2 separate regions of the Homo sapiens genome follow, and region 2 is linked to region 1. A link is a loop called in an ENCODE intact Hi-C map of the cell type or tissue named here. Cell type or tissue: heart right ventricle. All regions are shown on one strand. Links, peaks and the distances in the headings refer to the core of each region. The heading gives the core; the rest is flanking DNA. Region 1 has its middle 11 kb from the start of ZBTB32. Region 2 has its middle 7.3 kb from the start of PRODH2.

The links. A loop is a pair of places that touch in the nucleus more often than their neighbours do. Peaks named below come from ENCODE experiments on the same cell type or tissue, not always from the same donor. Only the 100,000 strongest peaks of a DNase experiment are listed, where the experiment ranks them.
Region 2: a loop joins it to region 1, with 2.5 times the contacts of the local background. A loop is called at or near these places in 34 of 110 quality-filtered maps.

What each region holds. Positions count from the first base shown.
Region 1 is chr19:35,692,202-35,695,108 of GRCh38, forward strand. No RefSeq gene overlaps it. Among named protein-coding and RNA genes, the nearest start is that of ZBTB32, 11 kb to the right of the region's middle. In heart right ventricle, for the core only: a CTCF peak has its summit at 1,730 (motif pointing right); a DNase peak (open chromatin) is centred at 1,770; H3K27ac peaks cover 496 bases.
Region 2 is chr19:35,818,697-35,821,603 of GRCh38, forward strand. No RefSeq gene overlaps it. Among named protein-coding and RNA genes, the nearest start is that of PRODH2, 7.3 kb to the left of the region's middle. In heart right ventricle, for the core only: a CTCF peak has its summit at 1,473 (motif pointing left); a DNase peak (open chromatin) is centred at 1,457; H3K27me3 peaks cover 667 bases.

The DNA of each region.
Region 1 (2,907 bases), core at 224-2,723:
ATGTCAGGGCCCGGACCCCTTGAGGGACAGGCAGCCATTTGATGGCTGTTCCCCCCACACCCCAGGTGACTGCATCCCTCCTCAGCCTCTAACCCTCCACGGCTCTCCAGCGCCCTCCTCACCTCGCACTGAGGGCCCGTGTGGCTTGGCCCCTTGCCACCTCTCCAGGTATCTCTTTCTCTCTCTTGCTCCACTGAGCCAAGCTCTCTCTCTCACCATCTGAGATCACAGAATGGAAATAAGAAACTGTGTTATATAGCAATCAAGCCAGGCACATGCCTCTGACTACATCCACTTTTGCTTACACTCCTTCCATGAGGGCAAGTTGGTTCTTTTTTTTTTTTTTTAACTAAAACGTAAAAACACACACCCCTGCCCTTTCCTCAGGTGTCCCACGCCCACCAATTCCTCCTCTCTGGTCCCCGCGTCCTTGGCTGGTGTTAGAAAAATGGCTACAAGCTTCCTGGGAATCAGATAATAAAGCTTACAGGAACTCTTCCCAGATTTAAAAGAGCTTAATAAATAAATAAATAAAGCTTACCTTCTAGAGGGGAAAATAGATAAAACCAATAAGAAAAACACATGTTAGAGGCTAATAAGTGCTAAGGAGAAAAATAAAAGAATGAAAGACAAAACAAAAACCTAGCCGGGCGGGGGGGCGCGGTGGCTTACGCCTGTAATCCCAGCACTTTAGGAGGCCAAGGCGGGAGGAACGCTTGAGGAGTTCGAGACCAGCCTAGGCTACATAGTGAGACCCTGTCTCTACAAAACAATAAAAAAATTTTTAAAAATCGCTGGCCATGGTGGCAAGCACCTGCATCACAGCTGCTCAGGAAGCTTAGGCAGGAGGATCACTTGAGTATGGCAGTCGTCGCTGAAGTGAGCCAAGATGGCACCACTGACTCTGTCAGCCCAGATAACAGTCTCAAAAAAAAAAAAAAAAAAAAGATGACTGGGCATGGTGGTTCACACTTGTAATCCCAGCACTTTGGGAGGCTGAGGCAGGCAGATCACCTGAGGTCAGGAGTTCGAGACCAGCCTGGCTAACATGGCGAAACCCTGTTTCTACTAAAAATACAAAAATTAGCTAGATGTGGTGGCATGTGCCTGTAATCCAAGCTACTCAGGAGGCTGAGATAGAAGAATCACTTGAACCTGGGAGGTGGATGTTGTAGTGAGCCAAGATCGTGCCACTGCACTCCAGCCTGGGTGGCAGAGCAAGACTCCATCTCAAAAAACAAAAACAAAACAAAACAAAGCAAAAAACGGTGAGAGGGCCTGGTGCCCCCTCTGGAATGTTTTTCATTGTCTAGGTTTGACACTGTGCTGTGCCATCACGTGTGGGGCTGGGGAAAGTGCAGATTCCGGGGCACACGCCTGCCCTTGGAGCAGGGATGGAGTCAGCTCCATCTATAGGGTCTGGTCTGGGAGGAGGGAGAGGGTGCTTGCCCAGAGCAGGCTCAGACCCTAAGCCTGAGCCTAGGGAAGGGTGAGCCGACCCTGGAGGCAAATGGACCACAATCCCCCCTCCCCATCAACCTTCACCAGCGATTCCGGGATAAATGACACAGACAGCACTGAGAATTCCATGGTAGTCGTTATTATTACTGTTGTTTTTATTAATAGCAGGGGCCCCATCACTTACCTGTGGGTTATCAATTTATTACCTCTCAGTTCCATTTGTCATCTGGTGCCAGGTTAGGCTTTGTCAATAGAGGGCGCTGGAGAGCCACTGAGGAGCCAGGGCCCCTCTGCCTCACTCCAGGGCTTTGTGTTCTTCCTACTGCGCTGTGACCAGCAGGTGGCTGCTATGCTCCACATTATAGGGAGTGACCTCCACTGCCACCCTCTCCTCCTTCTCCCTCCTCCTCCTCCCTCCTCCTCCCTCCTCCTTCTCCCTCCTCCTCTTCCTTCCTCCTCCTCCTCCCTCTTCCTCTTCCTCCCTCCTCTTTTCTTTCATCCCTCTTCCTTTCTCCTCCTTCTTCCTTCTCCTTCCTTCACCCTCCTCCTCTTCCCTCCTCCTTTTTTCTCTTTCTCCTCCTCTTTCCTCCTCCGCCTTCTTCCTCCTCCTCCTCCTTCTTCCTACCCCTTCTCCTCCCCCTTCCCCTTTCTTTTAAAAGACGGGGTCTCAGCCAGGCACAGTGACTCACACCTGTAATCCCACCTGTAATCCCTCACTTTGGGAGGCCAAGACAGGAGGATCACTTGAGCCCAGGAGTTCGAGGCTGCAGTGAGCTATGGTAGCACCACTGGACTCCAGCCTGGGCAATAGGGGGAGACTTTGTCTGAGAGAGAGAGAGAGAGAAAATGAGAATCGCACCGTGTCGCCCAGGCTGGAGTACAGTGGCAGGACCATAGCTCTCCAGTGCCTTCTTGAGTCTAGCTAGGGACTTGTCACTTAACCCAACAGATCTATTTAAAACATGAAGTAGAATCATTGTTTCTCACAGAATCAGCTGCCTTCTCAGATCCTCTACAAATGGAAACAGAATCATGCAAAACAGGGAAGGTAAAGGGACAAGAAAATGGTCTTTTTGAAGAGCTGCTCCCAGCCCTGCTGGACAAAATGACCAAAATAGGATCCCTGGTATTAAAGTTCCTCTCATAAAAATCCATTCAGAAAATTGAGGACACTTTGGGAGGCTGAGATGTGAGGATTGTTTGAGGCCAGGAGCCTGGGCAACAGAACAAGGCCCTGTCTCAAAAAAAAAAAAAAGAAAAGATACATATATATATATCTGTACCCAGAGTCAAGACAAGCAATATTTGTTGTCTAAAAACAACTCTGGTTCAGGGTACATCAGTTAACTTTTTTTTTTTTTTTTTTTTGAGATGGAGTCTCGCTCTGTGTCCCAGGCTGGAGTGCAATGGTGCGATCTCAGCTCACTGCAAGCTCCACCTCCTGGG
Region 2 (2,907 bases), core at 92-2,591, 130 kb after region 1:
TTTCGTTTTGTTTTAGAGACAGGGTCCTGTTCTGTCACCCAGGCTGTAGTACAGTGGTGTGATCGATCATAGCTCTCATAGCTCACTGCAGCTTTGAACTACTGGGCTCAAGGGATCCTCCTGCCTCAGTCTCCCGAGTTGCTGGGACTACAGGAGTGTGGCACCACAGCTGGGTAATTTTTGTGTTTTTTGTAGAGATGGGGTCTCTCTGTGCTGCCTGGGCTGGTCTGGAACTCCTGGTCTCAGGTGGTCCTCCTGTCTCAGCCTCCCAAAGTGCTTGGATTACAGACATGAGCCACCCACACCTGGTCACTGGGGAATCCTGAGTGCCCTGCAAAACAGAACACAATGGGCTGCTCAACAGTAGCCATGGAAGGTTCTGGAATAAAGTTCCCAGCCGGTCCTTCTGTGGGTGATTGTCCATTTTGTGGTAAGAGGCAAAGGGGCTCTAACACCAGCAGAGAGGCAGAGCCATAGGTGGGAGAGTCCCTCTTATTCTCTCTGGTTGGGTCACCAGGTGACCCCATACCAATCACTGGGATTGAAGAATAAGGTATTCCAGCCAGCTCCAGTGCTGTGCCTGTTTCTGGAGCTTCAAGAGTGCTCAACCAATGCACAAAACCTACCTGGGGCGTGGTGGCTCATGCCTGCAGTACCAGCACTTTGGGAGGCCGTGGCGGGTGGATCACCTGAGGTCAGGAGTTTGAGACCAGCCTGGCCAACATGGCGAAACCTCTTCTCTACTAAAAATACAAAAACTAGCTGGGGGTGGTGGCAGGCGCCTGTAATCCCAGCTACCGGGAGGCTGAGGCATAAGAATCGCTTGAACCCGGGAGGTGGAGGTTGCAGTGAGCCAAGATCGCATAACTGCACTCCAGCAGCAACACAGGTGCACTCTCTCTCTAAATAAACAAATAATTAAAAACAAAATGAAACAAAAAACTGGACTCATGCGTGACTCTGATGGTTCCAGGAGGTGATACATATACAGAACATAGAATGTGAGCTGGCATGTGTTAGGAGCTCATAAATGCTGTCTGTCACTGCTGCTGCAGCGACTCATTGGCTTCCTGTCACCCACAGGATAAAGCACAAACCCATAAGATGAGCTTTGTGGTTTATCTTTGGCCATCTCACTAGCCTTAATTCCTACCACTCCCTGACTTGGGGGTTATTCTCCAGCAACAATTTTAGGGAAATCCCTTCCCACACTGTGCTCCTGGAGTCTTCTTTGTCTCCAGCCCCTGCACAGCTACTTATCCCTTAATACTGGAGTTTGGTGACAGCTTAGGAGCAGAGGACAGTCCAGCCAGTTTTAATCTCCAGCACAGACCTCTCTCCTGAGCTCTGGAACCCAATGTACACACACACACACACACACACACACACACACACACACACACACACACACACATGCTCATTCAGAATCCCCTCATGGATTGGTTCTTCTCAAACGGGACACGACCGCACCCTGGTGGGAGCTTGGGAAATTTGCATAATTGTTTTTGGCTGCAGCATTGATTGGAGGGCATTACAGGCATCTAGAGGCAGGACCAGGAATGCTGGACGCTGAAATCTGCATCCAGAACAGTTTGTAAATGTCTTTGCAGGCGCTTCTGTGCGTAAAATAAGTTTACAGTTATCTGAAATTATTAATATAACACATATACCATACACACAAAATTTTGGTATGGTTTAAAATATATTGACATTTTCTGAAATGAAACTATGATGTAAATTTATTTTTATTTATCTATTTTTTTTGGAGACAGAATCTCGCTCTGTTGCTCAGGCTGGAGTGCAGTGGTGCCATCTCAACTCACTAGAACCTCTGCCTCCCGGGTTCCAGTGATTCTTCTGCCTCAGCCTCCCAAGTAGCTGGGTTTACAGGCCTGTGCCACCACGCCCAGCTAATTTTTTGTATTTTTAATAGAGAGGGAGTTTCACCATGTTGGCCAGGCTGGTCTCAAATTCCTGACCTCAAGTGATCCTCCTGCCTTGGCCTCCCAAAGTACTGGGATTACAGGCGTGAGCCACTGTGCCCGGCTTCTGATGTAAAGAAAGTGAAAATTGTGTACTTTTTTGTTCAGAATGGCACCAATGGTTATACATCATATCAGAAGAATCACAATTCCAACAATGCCACCTATGAGATGTAATGTAAAATTCTGAATGAAGTATAGCACACATAAAGAAATGTGCCCATATCATGTGTTCAGTATGAATTTTCAGGAAGTGACCAGAAAGTAAATTTGACGCAAGTGACACTTGAATAACTAACACCCAAGTCAAGAAAACAACTTCGTAATCCCAGCACTTCGGGAGGCCAAGGCAGGAGGATCGCTTGGGCCCAACCTGGACAACATAGTGAAACTCTGTCTCTACAAAGATAAAAAATTAGCCATGTGTGGTGGTGCACACTTGTAGTCCCAGCTACACAGGAGGCTGAGGTGGGAGGATCGCTTGAGCCCAAGAGTTGGAGGCTGCAGTGAGCCATCATCACACCACTGCACTCCAGCCTGGGAGACAGAGCAAGACACCATATCAAAAAAAAAAAAAAAAAAAAAAAGAAAGAAAGAAAAGAAAACAACATTATGAGGATTCTCACCCCAAGCCTTCCTGGTGCCAGTTTCAATCACCATCCCCCTCTCTCCCAAAGGTAACCAGACTCTTTGTTTGTTTGTTGAGACAGGGTCTGGCTCTGTTGCCCAAGCTGGAGTGCAGTGGTGTGATGATGGCTCACTGCAGCCTTGAATTCCTGGGCTCAAGCAATCCTCCCACCTCAGCCTCCTGAGTACTTGAGGCTACCGTTGCACACCACCATGTCCAGCTAATTTTTGTATTATTTTGTAGAAACAGGGTTTCACCATTTTACCCAGGCTGGTCTCAAACTCCTGGTCTCAAGCA